Regions from separate parts of the Mus musculus genome. Here regions 1 and 3 are each linked to region 2. Evidence: chromatin loops called from intact Hi-C (ENCODE). Cell type or tissue: left cerebral cortex. All regions are shown on one strand.

Region 1 (8,000 bases), 68 kb after region 2:
TGTGAGGGCAGGGATCAGGCTGCCCTGTTTTCCTATCATTTCTCCGTTCAGAATGTGTCTTCTTTCCCCAGGTTTCAGAAAATAACCACTGGATTGAATTAAACATGGCCGAAGTACAATATTGCAATGAGTAGGGGGGGGGGGCAAATTAAATTTCAGCTTCAGAAAGCAACTTCCAATGAAACCTGGTAAAACCAATTTATCCCATTATCAACAGAAATGGCTCCGAGTTCCAATAGTATGAACATTCTTGAAGTCAGACAACACACAATTTTTGTTAATAAAGTAGTAAATCTTTGTATTAGCCAGGCTTTCCCAGAGGAGAGCCAGTGGGGGCTGGTATATGCGGCTCATGCTTGCTTATGGCATGTGTGAGGTCTTGGGTTCCATTGCCAGGGCCATATAAATGGCTGTGCTGTGGCATGCCTAGCATCCAGCACTTGGGAGGTAGACTCCAAGGAGTCACAAGCTCCTGATCCTATGACTCCTTGGATCTACCATACTGAGTTCAAGGCCAGTCTCTGTTACATGAAACTAGAAAAAGAGGTTTGGGGAGAGAGAGACCTCTAGTGGCAAAGTTGTGTATTTATGTAAATATAAATATAGGTATAGACACACACACACACACACACACACACACACACACACACACAAAAGGATGGGTGTGTCAAGCTAACTCTCATGGTCACAGAGGCTGAGCAGGTCCATAGTGGTGGCTGCCTACAAGCTGCAGAACCAGCAAAGCTGGTGTATGGCTTCATCTAAGAAATCAGAAGTCTGAGAGACCCAAGGTATAACCTCAACTCCCTCAGCTTGAGACCAAAGACCTGAGGGACCTCCACTCATTGCCCCTAGTGCAGATTTAAGTCAAAGGTTAAAGATCATTGGTCCAAGCCTAAAAGTGGCATCAGACAGCACACTGACTTGGGAGGGAGCCCATAGAGGGATGGAAGTTGCCTTCCTTTCTTCCTGTTTGATTTTTTTTTTATTCATTCAGGTGCTTAGACATTTAGTTGGTGCTTCCCAGAGTCTGAGCAGGTCTCTGTCACTCAGTTCACTGACCCACATGCCCATCTCCTCTGTAAACACTCAGACACACCTGGATGGGTACTTTGAACATCCTTCAATCTCTCAACATGACCCCCTACATCAATATCACAATCCTTTTAGCAGACCTCTAGGTTCAGTATCACCACAGTGTAGGTTTCCACTCAACTACACCACAGAGTGTCTGTGAGGAACTGGGACTCACATGTTCACCTGAAGAGTAAGTCTATGGTGAACTTGGTAGGTCTCAGGAATCCGGTAATGTCCTCAGTGCCTGGAGGGCTAATGTAAGAAATCACATCTCTCATTGGCACTGTCCTTCTAGACCCAAGAACGTGTCAGTCTACAGCAGAGCAACAGAGTGTGGCATGCCCTTTACACCCCAGGGTGCTTTACCATTGCTTCTGTCTGGAGCTTGTTTTTCTTAGACCATCTCATGGCTCACACCCTGTCTCCTGTGGGCCCTTGCCTTGATGCCACGGCCTCCTAAGTGACATTGGCTGGCCACCTTCCTGCTACTTCTGTGCGTAGGTCGTGCCTGCTCTGTTAGCATACCGTCATGTAGCAGCTCTTACTTTAGAGTTTTATCCTATTATCTGTCTCTCTTAATTAAAAATTCTAGGAGGGTGAAGGTCTGGGTCAGGTTTGTCACTTGTCTGTCTCCAGTGCTTGAAGTGTGAGTGGGAACTCCATAAGCATTTGCTAAGCTTGGTGTGGTTCAGACCTCTCATCCTACCTACTTGGGGGACTGAGGCAGAAGGATTCCAAGTTGAAGGCTTCTCTGACCTGCAGAATAAGTCCAAGGCCAGCCTGGACAGCGTGGTGAGATTCCACCACAAGATAAAAAGTGAAAGGAAGCTGAGGTGTGGGGTGCAAACTGTGCCACCCTGTTCTGCCTGAAGCTCCTCCCATCCCTCCAACCTGTTTGAAGAATGAATGAATGAAATGCCATTCACAGGGCCCGGTGGAGGACACAGTTTCCTGGGGGAAGGCAGTACTTATTGTTTGAGTGCTAAGTCACTCTTGTTTGGAAAGATGCAAGTATGGAGCTTAAAACTCGCTGTTCTTAACTTCAGAGTGTGAGGGAGGGAGGGTAACAGGGAAGGCCAGTGCTGACAGAAAGCCTGGTGAGCCGGTGCCAGGCAGGCATAGTCCATTGAGATGCAGATCTTAGACCTTACCACATGAAGGTGAGGAAGCACGAGACAGAGAAGGGCAGGTGAAGGGGTCTCCAAGCAATATTGAGTAGAAGATGATAACAAAAATTATATTTATATTTCTAATTTGGCATGGCTGCCATCGTGTTCCGGAGCAGATGTGGGATTCTGGTGGAACTATCAAAACAGAAGAAACCAAAAACCAAAACAAAAAACCAGCATTTCAATAATGTGATGAGACTTTAGTGTCTATATCTACAGTAGAAAAATAATGATAGAAGAGACATTGGTGAGTCTAGTTAGATGAGAGGCCAGGGGGCTGGAGAGGTGGCTCAATGTGTAACAGAGATTGCTGCACAAACATAAGGCCCCAAGTTTGGATCCCAGCACTCACATGGAGAACACCAGGTGTGGATGGCTGCACACACCTGTAACCCAGCACAGACGAATCACTGGGGCTTCCTGGCTGCTTGTCTTGCTCCAGCTTTAGTTAGAGACCCTGTCTCAAAGGAGTAAAGCAGAGAGTGGTTGGTTGATCAGGACACCTGATTCCCTCCTCTGGCCTCAGCAGACATCACACGTGTGCATAACTCCCACCCACCCATCTACCCCCCACACACATATACACACACTCACACACACACACACACTTTCACATGCACACATACACACACTTATGCATGCATGCACACACACACACATACAAACACACACAGAGGCATACATATCTAATTAAATGAGAAGCTAGGGGCTAGAGAGATGGCTTAATGGGTAAGAGAGGAGAGCCATACAAACGAGGCTCCAAGTTCCGATCCTAGCACTCACATGAAGGACACACACACACTCACACACACACACACACACACACACACACACACACACACTCACATACACATTCACACAAGGTGAGGTAAGACAAATCTAATGAGTCATTTGTGTGGGCTGCTCATTTAAGTAAATCTTGAAAACTTGCATACCATGAGTCTGAAGCCTGCAGACTGTCCACTTCAGTCACATTCATCAGTGATATCACAGAGGAGCCACCGAGATGTCCAGAATCTGCCTCCCATCAAGGATGAACTCAGTAGCTTCTATTCCTGCTGCTCTGTTCTTCTTGACCCACCTGGGAACACCCAGCTTTTCCTAATGCCAAAATTCCATAAAGCATCCAGGAAACTACTTGCACCGTGAGATGGTTTTAGGCTGTGAGGAGCCTCTGGAGTAGCCTGGTTCTTAAGCATATGGCCCCGTCATGTTTTAATGTACTCAAAGGAAAAAGAAGTTTGGAGTGTTCCGTTTTATTTATCCCATGAACTAAGCTACAGGAAAGTAGGGATGTGGGGGAGCGAAACTAATAATACCAGGATTCCAGCTGCTAATGTGATAAAAGAGGATTTGCACAACCGCTGAGAAACAACATGCTGCTGTACAGAGACACAGCAATGCAGTTCCAGACCCTCCTTAAAGAAAGGAGGAGAAAGTATGCCCTGACCTCAGACCCTGACCTCAGACTCTTCCTGAGCATGTGCTGTGTGCTACACTTGCCGTGGTAAATTAGATTCCAAAATGGGGGCTGCTGACGCTGCTCAAACCACTTGCTTCTAACATGCATGGCAGGTGACTCCTGTATTTGGGAAGATGTACTTCCTGGTGATGTTTTGGGAACAATATCACAGGAGATCATGTGTAGTGGTAATGGACACAGAATACTGTGGACTTGAGGAGGAGTTGGGGATGGGGTCTGACTTAGGGTCATCATGGAAGTCCCTTGGTAGAGTCAGTGACAACCAGAAGGATGGTTAGATTTTTAACAGATGGCAAGTTATAGGTCAGGCCTTCTGGGCTGAGAGGCTGGTCCAAGGAGGTGCCACATGTGTCTACCTATCATGTGGCTGTTGGGAGTATAGCTAGAGGATAGCTTGGCCTCTGAGAACTGAGTGAATGTATTGTGGTGGCCACTGTGATGGAAGAGGAAGGGCCAGGGACGTGGAAGGTGGATGAGAAAGGCGGTGCAGGCACTGGTAGCTGAAAGGATGCCTGTGGTGGAGGCAGAGCCATGGGAGGTCAAAGGGAAGAGCCAAGGAGAGGCAGACTGCCTTTGGGGACTTCTGGTCTACCTAGTGTTGTTTTTGTGAGCTGTATATGAACTAGGAAAAATGAGAAGGCAGTTTTACCCTGGAAAGCATGCTTTTCTCTGAACTGGGACCCTCAGGAGGAGGTGGCATGTGGGTGGCTGCGTACATGGTGCTTGATTTCTGACTCACTCCAAAGACTCCTTTGCCTCCCAAAATAATCTCCTTCATGGCGGCTGCAGATGCTGCTCACTCCGTAAGCTAGAATCCTCAGCTAGGGTGCAGAGAGAGAGACCCCTGTGGAGCAAGATCGTACCCTACCCTATCAGCTGACTGAATCTAAGTATGAGGGCTGTGTCCACTCTTTCCGTGTGGCAGAGTCGACCACAGCAGAGGGAGGAGACTGAGAACTTCCGTGCTGATGGTGAACGTTGTTAGTGGATAAGAAACCATCACATCTGTTGCAGGTTCTATGACTGTGATGCTTGTTTATTTGTCCTGCTGTTTATTTACTTTCTAGTACTGAAAATCAAAGTTAGGCGTTCACACAAGGTGTGTGTACCACCATGCTTGGCATCTCAATGAACTTTAATTGCAATTATTTTTTCCCTAATAAGTCAAAGTAATGAAAGTGACAGAAATTAGATAAATATATGCATTTATGACAAAGTAGGTAAAAATAGAACAAAACAGCCTGTGGTTCCTGATTGCTTTCTAATATACACATATTTATTTGCTTATGTGCAATGTAGTGTGGTTATATAATTCATTGCCACATGAAATAAATATGCTACAACTTGAATATTTCATATTATATAATATGAAATATTATACAACCCTTGAAAGTTTTCTTAAAATAACTAATGGTATGGAAAGTATATATTTGTTTTTTTCATGTGTAATAATTCTACTTGTTTTGTTTATTTTTCAAGCAAGCCATAAAACACTAAATAGAAATCGCTATTCCATACACCTTGGAATGGAGTTCTGATTTTGAAGGGCTGGAGAGATGGCTGAGCAGTTAAGAGCTTTTATTGCTCTTATAGAGGATACAGTTCTGGTTCCCAGCATACACTTGGCAGTGCCTCTAATGCCAGTTCCAGGGGACCTGACACTCCCCTCTGGCCTCTATAGGTCTCAGGCAAGTACATGTAGGTAACTGCAGCCAAAAACAGACACATAAAATTAAAACAAACAGTATTTTTTCAAAAAGCATTCTAATTTTAAGTTTTTCAAAGGGTTGTATAATATTGCATGTCATGGAAGCATACAGAATGCTTAACTTAATGGCCGTGGTGGGGTGGAGCCATAGCTTTGTTCTTTCTCTCTGATTCTGTGTCCATCCCCTTTCAGGGCATCAGCAGCCTGTTCAGTTCTCTGAAAGTTGTGCGGCTGCTCCGTCTCGGGCGAGTGGCCCGCAAACTGGATCATTACATCGAGTATGGAGCCGCGGTACTGGTCCTGTTGGTGTGCGTGTTTGGGCTTGCTGCCCACTGGATGGCCTGCATCTGGTACAGCATTGGGGACTATGAGATCTTTGATGAAGACACCAAGACCATCCGCAACAACAGCTGGCTCTACCAACTGGCATTGGACATCGGCACTCCATACCAGTTTAATGGGTCTGGTTCAGGGAAGTGGGAAGGTGGGCCAAGCAAGAACTCTGTCTACATCTCCTCGCTGTACTTCACCATGACAAGTCTCACCAGTGTGGGCTTTGGTAACATTGCCCCATCCACAGACATCGAGAAGATCTTCGCAGTGGCCATCATGATGATTGGCTGTGAGTATGGCGCCCAGGGTGGGACGGGACGGGACAATCTGGAACTCAGGGCCATCTTGCCTGGTGGCCAGGCCTACTGTAGGCTGAAGGTGGTACGGGATTACTCTAGTAACAGGATCAAGGAATGATTGCTTAAAATGACCATCAGACATATCTTCTCCTGAAGGCTAGCTTTAAGGATTTCCTGATCTTTAAATCAGCTCATGCTGATTGAGAAACAGATTTCAGAAAAAAATTAAGAAATGTGAAGAGGAGTGGGGATGTAGCTTAGTTGGTAAAGTGCTTGACTAACATGCAGGCAGCCCTAGGTTCGATCACAGCACTGTACAAACTGGGTGTGGTGGAGTATGTGGTGATCTCAGCGTTCAGGGAGTGGTGATAGAGCCCAAGGTCGTTGTTAGCTAGATAGAAAGTTCTAGGCCAGCTGGGTCCAGGAGATGCTGTTAGTGGAAAGAGGGGGAGGGGTGGAAGTGCAGGAGGGGGAGGGGAGAGAGAGGGAGGAAGAGACAATTATTCCTTTTTGGTGCCTTCACAAGTCTTCTTGAAAGACTGTTTCATATACAGTTTGCTAAGAGTACTGAGTTGTCGGGGTCTTTCCATGTCCAGTCTTAAAGCAGAGTGTGGTGCTATGATTGCACAGTGAGACAGTCACAGCAGAGACAGACAGACAACCCTCTTCTCCGCAGCCTTCCCTGCTTTGTTCTTGATGAGATGCTTGAGTGAACGCTCAGCAGGCAAGAAGTGTGTTGGTTTAAACGTAGGTTAGATCTGCATAATCCAGCCTGACATGAGAACTAATACTGTCTGCCAGAGGAGCTCTGGGCAGCTTGGTCATCATGACAGTAGTTGCTTGTTAGAGCGAAAACTCTGTTGAAGTTTGATGTTCAATGTTGTATTCTGTTACAATTACTTTTCTTCTCAGGCTTTCCTAGGGAAGAATTTATTTCTCTAGGATAACTCTCTGATTGCCACCTTCTTATTTCCATGCCCTTTCTTCCTTGTCTCCTTCACCCTGGTTTATTTTTGGAAGACCAGTTCTTGCTATATAGGCCAGGATGACCTGGAACCCACTCTTTAGCCTAGGCCAGCTTTAACTCCTGCCAGCCCTCTTGGCTCAGCCTACCTGAGTGCTAAGATTATAGACCTGAGACATAATCATTCCCGACTGAGACGAGAGTTTTCCTGTCTGCCTCTTGGTAGAGAAATCCCCAAGCAATACACAACACGCCACTAACTACCCACTGCCCCCCCCCCCACACACACACACAGAGAAAGAGAAATGCAGATAGATGGAGAGAGACAGACAGACAGACAAAGAGACAGAGACATAAAGAGAGACAGAAACATAAAGAGACAGAGACAGGCAGAAAGAGACAGAGACAGAGAGAGAGAGAGAGAGAGAGAGAGAGAGAGAGAGAGAGAAAAGATGAGAATAGATTATTGGGATCCTGTTCCTGCACTGAATATCCCCCTAGTTCTTGAGGCAAGTGCTGAAGTCTGAGTCATTTTACCACTGAACACTGCAGTTGTTACTGTAGAAGAGTCTAGAAAGTGCCTTTGGCTGATGACATTGGCCTCCTTTCATCCCAGGAAACCTCAGTGGGGAGGGACCTGCCTGAGCCTCAGTGGTTCATGTGCATGCTGGCCGGGCATCCGCTGTACTGTGTTGGCACTTCATGGGAAAGGCCACCTAAGGAAGGAAGCATCTGCTCACACAGAGCTCAGCCTGCAGAGCAGGGCTTCCTTCTCGGGGTGACATGGGTGAATGGCTTGATGACCCACCTGGAGAAGCCTGAGGCTTCTGCTGGGCACGCTGCCTACTCAGTTGAGAGATCCAGCTCTGGAGTCATCTTTGTTACCCCACATTGTCATACAATGGGCTTGCCACCCCGTTCTTGTATCTGATGCAGGCAGGTTCCTGAGAGTTTTAGTGGCTGTGTC
Region 2 (8,000 bases):
ATATTTGGTTTCATGACCCAGTAATAACTAAGTAGATTTAATGACTAAATCCAGACCCTCGCCTGGGGACAAAAGCTTGAAAATATTACACTGGAGTTCACCTTGACAAGGGTTTCCATGTTGGCTGCACAACTTAAAAATTTGGTTTGGGACAAATTCACTTACTTTTTCGCATCTTGGTTTCTTCTTGATTATGGAGGATATATCATGGAGTTGCAGGAGTTAAAGAACATATAAGAAATGCACTCATTCCTTCTGGAGCTTAGCACAAACATCCAGTAAACGCTAACTGTGGTGGTGTGAGTATGTTTGGCCCCCATAGATTCATGTGTTTGAATGCTTGGCTATAAATAGTGGCACTATTAAGATGTGTGGCCTTATTGGAGAAAGTGTAGCTTTGTTGGAGGAAATGCATCATTATGTAAGCAGGCTTTGAGGTCTCCTATGCTCAGGATCCACCCTATATGAAGTCTAGCCTCCTCCTAGCTGCCTGCAGAAGACAGTCTCTCCTTGCTGCCTGGGAATTAATATGTAGAACTCTCAGGTCCATGACTCCACTTCCTCTCTTGTGATACTGGGCAAGGAAGGATGTAGCACAGTCCTGAATGGGTGGGTCAACAGGAATTTGGTCCCTCCCTCACTGCTGGTGGTTGAGGGATATCTTCTCTGATGATTTCAGTGAAAGAAGTTGTGTTCTTTACTCAAGGTAAACAAGGACTATATAAACCTTGGAGAGAGGGAAGGGGTTAATTCCTCTTAGGGTGAATGTTCATTGGCTGAGACTTAAGGTACTTCCCAGTATCTCATTTGCATAGAGAAACATTCCAGGAAGTTGAACCCGTAATTTTGCCAAGAACTATGTGACATTCCTCAGGTAGAGGATGTGGGGGGTCAGGTTCCCCAGATAAGGTCAGGCAGAGAAGAGGAAGCCCTGCTGAAAAAAAGGGGGTTCTCCATTTTTACCCTGAGCTCAGGGAGCTGTCTAGTCATGGTAGATTGCAGCCTTAATAGCAGGGTTTCCCAACACAGCTCCTTTTTCCAGGACCATGTCTGTCTGGAGGCTGCCATGCTTCCTCCCATGGTGATAATGGACTAGACCTCTGAAGCTGTAAGCCAGTACCAACTAATGTTTGCTTTATCAGAGTTGCCTTGGTCATGGTGTCTCTTCACAGTGATGGAAACCCAAACTAAGATAGTAACCATAACCTAATACCCCACTCCCAGGCACAGACATCTGTGGAAACTCCCTGTAGCTAAATGCTCTAATGAAACCTTGACTGGTTTTTATTTCTCTCTGTGACTGCCTGTGGCAGCCTCAGTATGTAACATTCTCTCTTGTCTCTGTCATGTGGATTGAAGTGTTTTGTGAGCATCCATGAGATTATACTTTGCCAAAATTTATACCAGGAAATTGAAATTAGGACCTGAGGAGATGCCTGCCTTCTGTGCTCACCACAGATTGTTCATGATAGCCATGGCATGGAAGCAACCTTTGTGCGTCAGAGTATGAGTAGAAAAAAAAATCAGACCACATACTTATACCTACAGCAGAATATTACTAAAGTACAGTTAAGTCCCACCATTTGCAACAACAAAGGTGGACATAAAAGGCTATTATGCCACACAGAGAAAGAAAAGTACTATATGATTGGACTTGTATGAGAAACTCAAAATGGCCAAGCTCAAAGGAAAGAAAAATAGAAGGACAGTTTCCACAGGCTTCAGGAAGGGAGGACAGAAGACTTATGGTCTCAGTTACAGGGTATCCTGGGGATCTGCCATAGCTGTGCCCATAGCTGACTATACTGAATTATACACTTAAAGTTTCCATAGAAGATGGAGCCGGGGATGCAGTTGTAAGAATGAGCAGGAGCGCTGTGAATAGATCCCGAGTCATGTTTGTTTGGTGACAGAGGTAGTGGCCCTTGGTGACAGATTAGTTCTCATGAAGGGAGATCTGAGCTGCTTGTCTCTGTGGTCCAAGGGCTGGAGAGAGTAGAGAGAAACAGAGTGTTTCAAGAAGGGAGAAGTGTGTGGGCGGGGCGATGGCCAGCAGATAGTGCTTGCTGTGCAAGAGTGAGGCAGAGTTCAGATCCCCTGAACCGATGTAAAAGCCGGGAAGGCATGGTGGTTGCCTGTAATGCCAGCACTCTGGAGGCAGAGACAGATGATCCCTGGGGCTACAGCTAGCTAACTTGTGAGCTCTGGGCTAGTCTGAGAGACTCTGCCTCAAATGTGTAGAGAAATTGAGGAAGATACTCAAGGCAAACTCCACATGCATGTATATCTTTGTCACCCATCCTGCACACTTGAACATACACACACACACACACACACACACACACACACAGAGAGAGAGAGAGAGAGAGAGAGAGAGAGAGAGAGAATGAGAGAGTCTAATTTAGCCTCATGGCAATTGCTGATGACCTTGGCAGTCTCTAGAGACTGAAGGCAGTGATCAGATAAGATATGAGGCTGGTACTTGAGAGCAAAAAGTGAAGGCACTGACTCCTCTTCAAAGAGTCTGGCTACAAAGGGAAGCAGCCAAAAAAAAAAAAAAAAAAAAAAAAAAAGGAAGTTGACTTGTGTCTGAGATGTGATGGAAAGAACTTGTGTCCACAGAAAGGTTAAGGGGAAGGATGGGGAAGCATCATGGGAAGGCATGGGGGTGAGACACCGGAGCAGGTAGGAGAAGATGAGGCTCAGAGCAGGTGGAGGGGTTAGCCTTTGATAGGGAGGATGCCCTCTACTGAAGCAGGAGGAGGGGTGAGTGTAGGGCCAGTGTATAGACTTGTGACTGCTGAAAGATGCAGAGTCTCTTGGTTCAGCTTTAGCTGAAACCATGAGCCAAGATTGACAGCTAAGCTAAAAGGCTAAAAGGCTGAGCATAGGAAATCACAGCCTCTTACCCATCTGAGCAAAACCACTCAGTACGATGTCATTTTCTTGACTCCCTTCTATGTGGGTTGATGACTCTTAAGGGGGACACAGACTCAGGCCAACCTAGCTGGTTTGGTGACTTGATGGTTGGTTTTAACTGTTAATTTGCCACAACCTATAATCACTTGGGGGAAAAAAAACTTTCAAATGAAGAATAATCTATGTCAGGATGGCCTGTGGGGGTGTCTATGGGAGATTGTTCATTGGTATAGGAAGCCCCATTTCACCGTGGGTTCCTAGGCAGAGGGGCATTGTATAGGAGCAGACAAAGCTGGAAGAGAGCCAGCAGGGCAGCGTGGATGTATTTGCTTCTGTTCTTGACTGTGGATAGAGAGTGAGCTGCTGCCACCTTGACCTCTCTACTGCAATGGCCCATGGCCTGGCAGTGTCACCTCATGAAGTCTTTTATTCCTGATGTTGCTTTTGGTCACAGTGTGTTTTTAATTATACCAATAGAAATGCAGCTAGGACCAGGACCTTAATGAGATGTTCTGGAGAAGGTCAACCCTGGGAGGGGAGATGGTACCTTCAACTGGGAGCCTGGGTTTCTTAGGAGAGTTGACACACAATAGAAGAAGAAATATTGAATCTGAAAACCGGATTTGTGGTCAGGTGTCCTTCCTGTAGACTGCAGTAAGGCTAAGAGCAAACCTTTCACCTTTGTGATCTACTTCCCAGCCTGGGTGTGAGTGACATGCCTTCTCATGTCCTGGGGCTTCCGGATGATGAACGTGTGTGTCACTGTTGCACGAGGTGTCTAGAGCAGAGTGTGACTTGCACACGCAGAGCTGGCAGCCTGCCGCCCACATCTCCTTTCTTTCCTCAGCCCTGCTGTGATGTAGGGTGAGTCATTTTCCCCTCCATTGCATTGAGCCTCTGCCTCCCCATTCCTATCACTCTCATAGGCAGACTGTGGGGGTTTAAAAAGTGCAGCAGAGAACTCCAGGATGAAGAACACTAGAGGAATGTGATGGATGGGCCCATCTGGCTTTCTGAGCACTGTCTTCTTTTGGGCGGGAGCTTACCCAGCCCTGTCCATGTAGGACAGTTGAGAGCACCTAGGACCTGCCTTGCTTGGATGTCCTGCAGAGAGGATGGAGAGAGCATGAGCCAGTGATACTACACTAGGAGAAATGGCATCTGCCTTAGAGGACCTCATCCTGGCTGAGGGAGTCATTGGACCAAGCTTGTGAACAGTACTGAGCATGGAGCCAGGACATGCACTTAGATACAAGCCTACCCTTAGGAAGTGGGTTGTGTAGTTTAATGTCAATTTGACACAAGCTAGAGTCATCTGAGAGGAGCGTACCTCTCAATTGAGAAACCATCTTTATAACATCCAGCTATAAGTAGGTACGAAGGACATATTTTCTTAATTAGTGATTAATGAGGGATGGCCCAGCCCATTGTGAGTGATGCCATCCTTGGGATGGTAGCCCTGGGTTCTATAAGAAAGCAGGGTGAGCAAGCCATGAGGAACAAGCCAGTAAGCAGCACCCCTCCATGGCTTCTCATCAGCTCCTGCCTTCAGGTTCCTGTCCCAACTTCCTTTGATGAAGAACAGTGATATGGAAGTATAAGCCAAAAAGCCATTTCCTCCCCAAGTTGCTTTGCTCATGGTGTTTCATCACAGCACTAGACACCCTAATCGGGTTAGGAAGTATGGTAGAAAGGCCGCTAGCTCTCTGCCCCCCTAATCTTGACTCATACAGACTGACCACAGGAAGATACTAGAAACACCTGCCCATACTGCTGAGGGCAGAGAAGTTGGTAGGAGCACTGTGTTATGGTTCTAGGACTTGCAGACCAGCTCATTCTAGATGAGCATCTTGCTCTCCATACTGGGACAAGCTTGTAGAAAGCACTGAGTGTGGAACTAGAGCCAGGCAAGGTCTACATACCCGCTCTAACTCTGAGCCCAGAAGATGCATGTTGTGTGTGTGCGTATGTGTGTGTGTGTGTGTGTGTGTGCATGTGTGTACGCACATGCGCGTGTGTCATGTGTGCGTGTGTGCGTGTATGTGTGTGTGAAGGTCAAAGGTCAACCTCAGTTGTCATTCCTAAAGTACTGTTGTCCCGTCCCCCCCCCATTGGCTTTCATTGGCTTGGCTCTGAGCAGGCAAGGCTGGCTAGGCAGCAAGCTTCAGAGATCTTTTTGTCTTTCCTCTCCAGTGTTGGGATTACATGAATGAATCACCAGGTTTGACTTCTCTGTGAGGGTTTTGGACTCTGAATTTAGGTCCTCATGCTTGCGCAGGTAGCACATTGGAGACTTACTTATCTCCCCAGCTCCCCTAAGCCCCAGAGACAGAGAATGACATACTGAAGGACCCGCATGAGGCGAGGCTTCGATGGGTCAAAGCTGTTACTGTACTTCCTGCCGGGAATCCATTGCCATGTTCACCTCCTGGGGAGGAAGGTGATCAATCTCGTGGAGTTTTCTGATCAATATGAATAATCAGTCACTTGTCGCTGTAGTTACTATAAATGGCGATTGTAGCCAGATAGCTTACTGGATGTAAAATGGTCTCTTGGTCAGGAAATTTTCTTAAGGGTATTGATTTTCTGTAAATAAAGTGCTTGCTCTACAGAATTCCATGTTATTTCTGCTTTTCACAATGTCATGATGATGTTAAGAGTTCACAGCAGAGTGACATACGCAAGAGCCTAAGTCGGATGCTTGGATCTGTCTCAAGCAATCCTTCATAGCTTTCTCCACAGGCTTGTAAAGAGAATGCAAAGAGAATGTTTTTGCTCAGCAGTTAAGTGCTTGCCTTTAGTCAGCAGCCCGTGTTCTAGCTGTGGGAGGGAGAGATGGGAGCCCTGGAGCCGGGGACTGCAGAGACTTGTTGAAGCTGTGAGCTCTGCTCTGTCACTGAGAGACCCTGCCTCAGTGAATATGGTATAAGGGTAAGCAAGGTTGATTCCTAAAATCAATTTGTGTGGGTCTACACAACTACATTCATGTACCCCAACACGTGTGACCTACACACATGCGAAAATGTGCACACACATGTGCAAATCATAACATGAAACATGGGCAAAAAAAAAAAAAAAACAAAAAACATCCTAGCATCTAAATCTACTTCTAGAATGCTGGTTTCTGTGGCTAACGTGTAAAAGCTGAATCTCAGAAATGGGAGGAGGAAGCTGCACACAGTTCTCCATGGACCTCCCACTTACCTTGGTGCCTCCCTCAGATCCTCTTGAGTATAGCTGCAAGGGGGTGAATGTGGTCAGCCTAGATGGCAAGGTACCATTGGTCCAGGCAAGGTACTCACTCAGGGAGGGTGTATTACTTCCCTGGGAAGACTCAGGATGGCAAACCCCACTGAGACATCATTGTGGACTTTATCAGACTGTCACAGACATGGCCACTATTCTCAGAAAGGATACCTTCTTGCTGAGAGTTTGCTACCAGAACTCAGGAGCTGTAGGTGGCTTCAGTTTCCAAGCAGCATGTACCTGCTTGCTAGCAGAGTCTGTAGAGTTCTAGCTGAGTAGTCTATCACCTAGACCGTGTCTTGAAAAGCAGAACAAACCTTAACCCCATCTCCCTTTTCACCTGCCTTTCCCTTAGCTAGGTTCATGGGGCTCTTTCCTCATAACACTCACAATTCACCTACCTTTGGCTGATATTTAAAAACTAAACTTATTTGAGATAACTAAGTATTCACAGACAGTTCTAAATGATAGAGCTAAACGATCCCACATACCCGCCTCCTTCTCCTCGCACCCTTCTTCAGCCCTGGCAGCCATTTATTGTGGTATTTTTATAACTGTGTTATCTCAAGTAAGTTAAATAAATGGAGTCATAAGCCTGTACTAAGGAATGGGCGATGGCACAGTCCCTAACATGCCTGCCTTACAAGAGTGAGGATATAGACTCGACCCCAAAACACTCGTGAAAATGCTCATGTGCGCTCGCAGCCCCAGCGCTAGGAGGGGCAGATTGCAGATCCTCAGGCTGGCCACTAGCTTGGACTAGTTGGCTAGCTCAAGGCCAGTGAAGGGACCCTATCTGAAAATAAACTATCTCTCTCTCTCTTTCTTTCTCTCTCGCGTGCATGCGCATGCTCTTGCCCTCTGTCTCTCTTTGTCTCTCTTTGTCTCTCTCTCTCTCACACACACACAGACATATGCACACACATACATGCATGTGCACATATACTATACACACATGAACACACACATGCACATACACACACCTCCCCCTGCACATACACACACCACATGCTTGCACACACATATGCACATGCACACACATACATGAACACACACATACACACATGTACACACATACAGGAACACACATGCACACACGTGCACATGCTCAAGTGCACATATGCACACCAGCATGTACACATGCACATGCATGCACACAAGTCCGCATATATAGATGCATCCACATATGCACACTAAAGGTATGTTATATAAATCACAAACCTGAAAGTTTTTTAGTCTGAGGTCAGGCAGGTAATGCCTGTATCTCTAATGTACAGGTTTGTGGTGCAGATTTGAGTTTCCAGGTCTAGATGTGTTATGGTTTGTTAAACCCTGCATCCACTGAAGGCTATCTGAAGTACTGCTGATGTTTTCTCTAGAGTAAAGTGCCTGTAAATGCTTTCACATAACTCTTCATGTTTTGGATGGAGAGCTCAGCCATATGGCTTCACTTTCTGAGTGCCCCAGGCTGCCATACTCCTCTGGGATGGCCACTCCAGTTTACCTTCCTACTGATGGTCTGGTCATTTTCTTATCACTGGCATTTTGCACCCAGCATGGCTGTTCAGATCAGATATCTTGACAGGTATGCAGGATTGTCTCCTTGTGGTCTCTGTGTTTTCCAAATGGCTAATGTGCTCATTTGCTCTCTGTAAATCCACGCTGGCCACGCCTTTTACGTGTTTTCTGACTGGATTGCTTTTCTCAGTTTGAGATTGGTGCACTGCAGATTGTGTGCTCTGCACACTGGCTCTTTGTTGATGCTGCTTTGCAGTTGTCTATTCCGACCGTGCCTGTCTTTTCATCTTTGTAAAGCCCACTGTCTGTTCTTAATT
Region 3 (8,000 bases), 92 kb after region 2:
GGCTCAAGCAGAAAGCTGTAGCTGGTCTGGGAGGCTGGAGTGTGCTGCAGAGCTGAATCATTCTGAGAGAAGATTTATGGCAAGGACCCACAGTTGGATTGAGTAGAGTGGAGTAGAAGTCAAACAGAAGGGCTTTGAGTGTGTCTTAGCAGGAAGGGAGGTTTAAGCAGAGGCAACAGCAGCAAGGACAGAATTGGGTTTTCCCAGAAATACTGAAACTCTTGACAGAGTCCCTTCCTAGGGCTGGAGACATTCTGTGCTACTGCATCATGGAGGTTGGCGTCATTGTAGGTTCGATTCCCAGCCAGGGGGTAGACACAGTTCCAAGATCACAGCTGTCAGCCATGTGGCATGCCTATGGGCTGCTGTGTAGCAGCTATGAAGGTGTCCCCTCCAGCCTCCAGACAGAGCTACTCGCTCCCACTGCCTCAATGAGCTCAAAGCTGTGGGCCCTGGGCTCTGGTATTTTGTCCACATTTGAGCACCAAGGTCTTGGGCAACAGCTCGCAAGGGTCAAAGGTCATGGTCAGCATCTCAGCAGCTGCTCACTGTTCTCTTGGTCCTGCAGTGCCCTTAGCTTAAGCCTCACTGGGAGAGGAGGGTGGAACTGAAGCATGCTCAGATCTAACCCTCACCACTCTTTCCCATGCCTCCCCACACTGCTGCTTTTGCTCATGGTGATGGTCTCTTCACATGTTCTAATCCTGTATTCTCCCTTGGGTCGCCCTCCGCTCTGGGTCACCCACATAAGTATCATGAGTGGTACAGTTCAGTGCCTGACCCAGAGACAGACGAGCCTGTGTTCTGAGGCTAGCCTTCACTGTGTAGGGGATAAAGTGTGGTGTTCTGGCAAGGGACCATCTCTCTCTGTCCTCTGGTCCAAGCGCCTGACAGGATCATTGTTTGCTTCTGTCTTGGGTTATGAAGGCTTTGCTGCAGCCTAGATTTTCAACTTTGTCTTCCCTCAGACCTCAGCTTCCCACTCTTGGTGATGGCCACAGTAAACCTGCCTAATCCAGATTAGATCCTGGATATCCCCCCAGAGGCGTGTGGACCTTTCAGGAGGTAGTGGACTCTCTGTGGGTGGGGCCTGGTGGAGGAAGTTAGATCAGTTTTCCATAACAGGACTTCTGGTCCTTCCTGTCTACTTTTTCATCCTGCAGCTGCTAGGACAAGGGGAGACCTCTGTTCTGCCTTCCAGCCATGTTGTACTTTGCCACAACCATGAACACAAGCCCCTGAGACTGGAAGCCAAGTGAACCTTTCTTTCTTTTAAGTTGATTAGCTCTGACACTTTATCACAGCGTTGGAAAGCTAACTGTGCTTCCTGGTTCCAAAGTGTGTTCTTTTCATCAATGTGAGCTCTTTGTTTTCTGTCTGCCTTTCCCCTAGGAGAGTCTCCCATGATCTTCTTCATGGATAACCCAGTTCTTAGCTGCAGGATTGTTTCCTAGCAGCTTCCCGGGTCTTTAAAAGAGCCGCCATCTGTCCTTCACACTCTGCCAGGCTTTGCCTCTGAAGGCCATATCAGGGCTCAGTCTGTCTTCTGTGGCTCTGAAATCATGGCCAAGGTGCCCTGTGGTTCCATTGGCGATAGAGACATCTGCTGAGGGAGTTGCTAAGACTTGACTGCAAAGAGCCAGTCAGAAGAAGAGCTCAGAAGGTACCAGATGTGGCATTTCCTGGAGGCCTGGTTCCAGTCCTAGCTGCCCTGGCCCCAAGAGTCCTGCTCTTGCTTCCTTTTTTCCCCATGGTCCTGTGTTTGTCTAAAGTTGGTTTCACCTCAATATAGGAAGTCAAGCTAGGGTTTCTCCTTTTCAAGGGTAAGGAGCAGAGAGAGCACATGACCCCATGAGAAGATGGCCAACATCCTTGGTGACAATTTGGACCAGGTGCCATTGGCTGAGGGGGCAGTGCGGGATGGTTGGAGTGGTTCTCTCTGGTGTGTTCCTCTTGTTTGTCATGTGGTATCGTTCCCTCTAAGTGTCACTTAGGTTTGAAGCTTGTGGAGAGGGCTGTCTCTGGGTGGTGCTTTCTTCACTCTCATGTGCATGCAGCCCTTAGTATCTTGAGCTGAGCTGAGCCCAGCTGCTGGGCCAGGAGAGAATGCTCTCAGAACCCATATTTTAAGAGAAAATAATGTAAAGCAAAGTAGACTGTCTAAACTGCTGCTATGAAACACCATGACTAATACTTCCACATCACAGTTGTCATCCTAGGCAGCCAGGACAGGAACTCAACAGGACAGGAACCAGAGGCAGGAACAGATACTGAGGCCATGGAGGAGTGCTACTTACTGGCTTGCTCAGGTGCTTTCTTACAGTACCCAGGACCACCAGCCCGGGAGTGGCACTGTGTACAGTTGGCTCTCTTACACCGATCACTAATTAAGAAAATACCCTACAGGCTTTATGATGGTTTGAATATGCTTAGCCCATGGGAAATGGCACTATCAGTAAGTATTTCACCTTGTTGGAGCAGGTGTGGCCTTGTTAGAGGAACTGTGTCACTTTGGGGGTGGGCTTTGAGATCCTCCTCCTAGCTGCCTGAAAGACAGTCTTCTCTTCTGGTTGTCTTCAAATCACAATGTAGAACTCTGCTCCTTCTTCAATACCATGCCTGTCAGGATGCTGCCATGCTTCCAGCCTTGATCATAATAGACTGAATCTCTGAACCTGTAAGCCACCCCCAGTTGAATGTTTGCAATTTTAAGAGTTGCCTTGGTCATGGTGTCTCTTCACAGAAATGGAAACCCTAAGACAGGGTTGCCTATAGCTGGATCTTATGGAGACATTTTCTCAATTGAGGTTCCTTCCTCTCAAGCTAATGAAAAACTATCCAATACATATACACAAGTTTTGTACGTGTGTTGCTGCTGGGAATTGAACACAGGGCTTTGTGAATGTGAGGCAAGAACTCGCTGTACTATTTCCCAGCCCAGGAAGAAATACTTTCTCTGGCTTTATGAGCAGACCCATACTGAGCTGTTGGCAGTGTGCTCTGTGGAGGTTAATTACTGTCATTGCTGATGGGGCAGGGATTAATTCACGGGCCTCATGTGTGTCATCTGAAGTGCATCTTTAAAAAGGTTCTGTATGGTTTCTATGTAAGCCACAGATATTTATCAGCCTGCATGCAGATGTATCAGAGGAATTTGAGGTCCTCCCTGATTAAGATTGGTTTATCAATTAGTAGACCTATGACTTGGATTTAAAAACAAGCAAACAAACAAAACACAAGCTGGGCGTGGTGACGCACGCCTTTAATCCCAGCACTCAGGAGGCAGAGGCAGGCGGATTTCTGAGTTCGAGGCCAGCCTGCCTGGTCTACAAAGTGAGCTCCAGGACAGCCAGGGCTATACAGAGAAACCCTGTCTCGAAAAACCAAAAGCAAACAAACAAAAACACAAATCAAAAAACAAAATCTTGCAATCCACTCATACCCTGGGGATGCCAGTGCATGAGACAAAAGTTTCCAGGGATATTACAGTAAATAAAGCTGTGCAGAAGAGGAAGAGGGCAGTTTACAAGCCAGGCAGGGTCTGCAGAGGTCATGGATCCCAGGTCACACAGTTGGGGGTCACAGTACCATGGATAGTGATGGGAAGACACACACTGGTTTTGGAGGGGGAACCCATAGTACCAGGCTGACTGATACCAGACTTTGGAAGAGTTAGACCAGAGGGTTTTTGAGATTGGTGCATTTTATGGAGCTGGGAGGGTGGAGGCTGACCAGTATAAAGTGGGTAGGGGTGGGGCTAGCATGAGTTTGGGCTCTCCAGAGCATCTAAGTAGAGAGGTGGCTTAACTGGGCTTTGGGAGTTTGGCTCAGAAATAGAAATACAGAGATCAGGCAGTTAACTGAGGGTACACTAGGATATGGGGCTTCTCTTCTGGGGTCCCAGAATATGTGTGTGCATGTGTGTGTGTGTATTTGTGCATATGTGTATGCAAGTATATATGTGTGTATATATGTGTATGTATGTATATTTGTATATGTGTGTATATATGTAAATATGTATGTGTGTATATATGTGTGTATGTCATTCTGTGTGTGTGTGTGTGTGTGTGTGTTTTCATGAGGTGGTGTGAGCTGTATGGGGCTTGAAGGTTTGGAGCTGGAACTCTGCAGTTTGGCTTGGCTGAGGAGAAAGAAGACAAGAAGATGGGAACAGTGGGGGGTCAGGGAAACATCTGGGTTAAAAACAAGCCGTTGGTGATAGGTCAGGGGACTCTTGTTCCTTCACCAGTGTCTACAGATACATCTGTGGCTCTTCTGACACTCCATCAGAGAGAGGTCATATGAGCCAGACCCATAGTCTCAGCTCAGTGGTGACTGGTCCAGTATTTGTATCCCAATCGCTGATGTAGCCAGCTCTGCTGAGCCTGCAGTGGTAGCACCTGCTAGCCTCCCATCTCCAGCCTGTTCTCCTGCCTCAGCTTTGAATCCTGCTCCAGGAAGCCTCCATGCAGTGAAATATCCAAGTACCTCACACTTCCCCCAGCCTCCCCAGCCCACCAACCTCACGAAACATATTATCCTTTCCAGGGAAGCCACCATCTCCAGTCTTTCAAAGATGCCTGCAGCTTAAATTAGACAGGAAAACTTCTAAATGTCCTTCTGCTCAGAGTGATGCCTGAGCTCAGCTTTAGCTCAGCCTGTGGTGGGAGCCATGGTGAGGTCTGTACCAGAGGCTCTATGGCCTTGAAGTCTTGTTCAGAACATGATGGAACTGTCTCCAGTCAGCCTGAGTCCCAGCTAGACAAATAGTTACACACCAGTGTGATTTTGAACTGTGCCCTGTCTATGTAACTATTTTTCCAGAGCCCATCTCTGCCCCCAATCCCTTTTCTTTGTAAGCTCTGAACAGAGAAGAGACCCATGCCTGTCTGAGGTGTATTCTCAGCATGCAGCATAAGGGCCCAGCAACAGGCGGTCATGTTTGAACAGTCAGACCTGCATCTCCTCCCCTCTCTCTTTGCAGTGGATTTTCTTTATCTTTCTCATCACAGTGTTGCTTTTTTGTTTGTTTGTTTTTTAAATATTAATTTAACATGTATCTTTGTGGTGTTTAATTTGTGAAAACAAAGGTTCTTTAAACAGCCTGGGTCTTAGCCCATGAGAGGCAGGCCTGGATCCTTAACCTCGGAGGACAGCACTCTGACCCAGGACAAACAGACCTGCCACTCTGAGCCTCATTTTCTTTACCCAAAGTATGAGAATAAGTTTACTTTTCTTTTAAAATGACATCGACACTTTACTGTTTGTCTACTTACACATTTGTTTATTTTTGTATACACTTATGGGAGATGGTGACGCTCCATGCGGCAGACATGGAGGTCAGAGGACAACACGAAGAGGTAAATTTCTTAGTCAGGGTTTCTATTTCTGCACAAACATCCTGATGAAGAAGCCAAGTTGGGGAGGAAAGGGTTTATTCAGCTGGAAAGGGTTTATTCCATACTGCTGTTCATCACCAAAGGAAGTCAGGACTGGAACTCAAGCAGGTCAGGAAGCAGGAGCTGATGCAGAGGCCATGGAGGGATGTTCTTTACTGGCTTGCTTCCCCTGGCTTGCTCAGCTTGCTCTCTTATAGAACCCAACACTACCAGCCCAGGGATGGTCCCACCCACAATGGACTGGGCTTCCCCACTTGATCACTAATTGAGAAAATGCCTTACAGCTGGATCTCATGGAGGCATTTCCTCAAGGGAGGCTCCTTTCTCTGTGATAACTCCAGCTTGTGTCAAGTTGACATACAAAACCAGCCAGTACAGTAAGTTTTCACACTGTACCTTGTGGATATCAGAAACTGAATCTAGCTCATCAGGTGTGGTGATAAATGCCTTTACCCACTGACCTATCTCGCCTCTCGCTGATCTGCGAATAAGTTTGCTACCTGACAGTATTGTGAAGATTTACTGGAACCACAAGCTCAGACCATTGTCAAATACATCCATGCGATGTGTTTATTATTGTTTGTGTGGGAGAGAGTGTGTGCGTGTGCGTGTGTGTGTGTGTGTGTGTGTGTGTATGCTTGCATGCTTGGGAACAGAGGTCAGTGTCGGGTGTCTTCCTCAATCACTTCCCCACTCGTTGAGTCAGGATTTTCCACCGGAGAGGCTAGGCTGGTGGGCCGAATTCAAGTTGTATCCAGACCCTGTGGTAATCTCTAATCTCCTGTAATCTCCAGAAATCTGAAACCACCCAAAGCCTGAAGCTGTGGGGCTTGGTCTCGATTTTGAATACTTTAAGCCAGACTTTATAGCCTATTTCAGCCACTCAGATTTGTAGTCAGTCTCTTCAGTCTGTCTGCTCCTGGAAAGAGGACATCTCTGCCTCTCTTTCTAGAAGCTGACAGAAGCACCTGGCAGACTCTGTTGTAGAATGTGATTTCCTCCCAGGCAAAACAGCCACTGTCTGCATCAGATGACTGTGCCAGCTCCAGGGAGTCCATCAAGTTGGTCTTACTGACGGTTGGCGTTCCTCATAGAAGAATGGGTGGAGAGGGGCCCTCACTCGGGCTTCTAACAGCTCTTCCCAGACATGTGTGTGCAGTTCTGCCCTTGCATATGGCCTAGAGCTCTCCAGCAGAGCTAGAGGTTATAGTTTGGGCGGCTAAGAAGGGTTCCATGTGTGTGGATAGGGGAGGCAGCTTCCATGCTAGATGAAGACTTGAAAGTGCGGCTGCTTCTCCCCCCACCCCTGCCACGTCTGCCAGTACCTTCACACTCATGCTCTGTGGTTTCCCTTGGTGAACTTAGGTGGAATCGTGCTTTGGTCTGTTGTTGGGACCTTGAGAGGAGAGGTAGATGTTGAAGTCTCCCTCGGGGATGAACTCTTCAACAAACACACCCTTTCTCACTGGACCCTTCCCTGACTTGAAGCTTCAAATCCCAGCCTCTCCCCTTGGAGATTCAGGTCTCCATGGTAACGTCAGTTCACCTGTAGTGCTGCCATAGGGTGGAGTCCCTTTCTGGTTCACTGCTAACCCTTGAAGTTAGGAGCAGCCACAGGGGAAGATCCGCTTACCTAGAGTAAACACCCTTGCTCAGGAACACGGCAGGAGCCCCTCGGGCAGAGCTCACCATCATGTCTGCTGCTGCTGGAGTCCATGACCTCTAGCATGGTTTTCTGTGCTGTTCTTGCTTTCACCCCGTCCTCCTTGCTTTCTCTCTCTTCCTTCGTAGCTTCTTTGTGCACGGGGTTGGTGTGTACTCTTCTACAGAGAGCTGAGCTTTGTCTGGGATGCTGGACATCTTGATTTGTGTGTCCCTAGAGCAGGTCACTGGGTGGGTTCCATCTACCCTTCTGCAAAAGACATCCATTTTAACCTGGCTCATATATAAAATCAACTCTCAGAGACTTAGCTGAGGTTCTGGGGCCCAGGGGTCTCTCATTCTTAATGGTGTCCTCCCTCCCTCCCTCCCTCCCTCCCTCCCTCCCTCCCTCCCTCCCTTTCTTCCTTCCTCCCTTCCTTCCTCTCTCCCTCGTTCCCTCTCTCTACCAAATTCTCTTTCTCTGACCATCTATGGTAGACAGGAAAATCCCCCAACCTGCTCTTCAGTATTTTTATGAAGGCTTCTTTGGATAACAGGTTTTGCTGATACAACATCACTTACCTGTGAATTGGGGGTGGTTGAGATTCGGTGTCAGAATTAAGACTTGTCATGAAATGGGAACGGATACATCTGTTCCCGCAAGGGCTGTGCCACGAAGCCCCTCCATGTGTAGCTTACACTTGGTTTCTTCCCACATGCCTTGCTCATGCTCGTGATAAGCAATATCAAAAACAACCGCTGACATCCTAAATTGTCTTGAATCTCTGGTGATCCTCTGGAGTATTTCTGTGGCTTGCTTGTTTAGTGGTCTTTCAGAGTTAATCTCAGCTGAGTGGTACAGGAAGATGCAAGCATTCACCTGGCTCTGTTAGAAAGGTGGAGGGGGAGAGACAGGTCCGCTTACTATCACAACCTGGGCCCAGAAGAGACCTGGGGCTG

Evidence for each region. Hi-C counts contacts between places; a loop is a spot of excess contacts. Peaks named below come from ENCODE experiments on the same cell type or tissue, not always from the same donor. Only the 100,000 strongest peaks of a DNase experiment are listed, where the experiment ranks them.
Region 1: a loop joins it to region 2, with 2.9 times the contacts of the local background. A loop is called at or near these places in 3 of 42 quality-filtered maps.
Region 3: it touches region 2 in a loop (2.1-fold over the local background); 2 of 42 quality-filtered maps call a loop at or near these places.

Annotation. Positions count from the first base shown.
Region 1 is chr1:192,331,771-192,339,770 of GRCm38, forward strand. It overlaps Kcnh1 (potassium voltage-gated channel, subfamily H (eag-related), member 1), which reads left to right. Exons shown (of 11, transcript NM_001038607.2): 7 at 5,630-6,059. Among named protein-coding and RNA genes, the nearest start is that of Kcnh1, 140 kb to the left of the region's middle. In left cerebral cortex, a CTCF peak has its summit at 573 (motif pointing left); DNase peaks (open chromatin) are centred at 3,180, 4,442 and 7,719; H3K27ac peaks cover 3,263 bases.
Region 2 is chr1:192,263,356-192,271,355 of GRCm38, forward strand. The region is part of intron 5 of Kcnh1 (potassium voltage-gated channel, subfamily H (eag-related), member 1); the gene reads left to right. Among named protein-coding and RNA genes, the nearest start is that of Kcnh1, 77 kb to the left of the region's middle. In left cerebral cortex, no CTCF peak of the experiment used is centred here; DNase peaks (open chromatin) are centred at 3,776, 5,709 and 6,702; H3K27ac peaks cover 4,036 bases.
Region 3 is chr1:192,354,904-192,362,903 of GRCm38, forward strand. All of the region lies in intron 7 of Kcnh1 (potassium voltage-gated channel, subfamily H (eag-related), member 1), which reads left to right. Among named protein-coding and RNA genes, the nearest start is that of Gm31011, 160 kb to the right of the region's middle. In left cerebral cortex, no CTCF peak of the experiment used is centred here; DNase peaks (open chromatin) are centred at 4,509, 6,423 and 7,727; H3K27ac peaks cover 2,122 bases.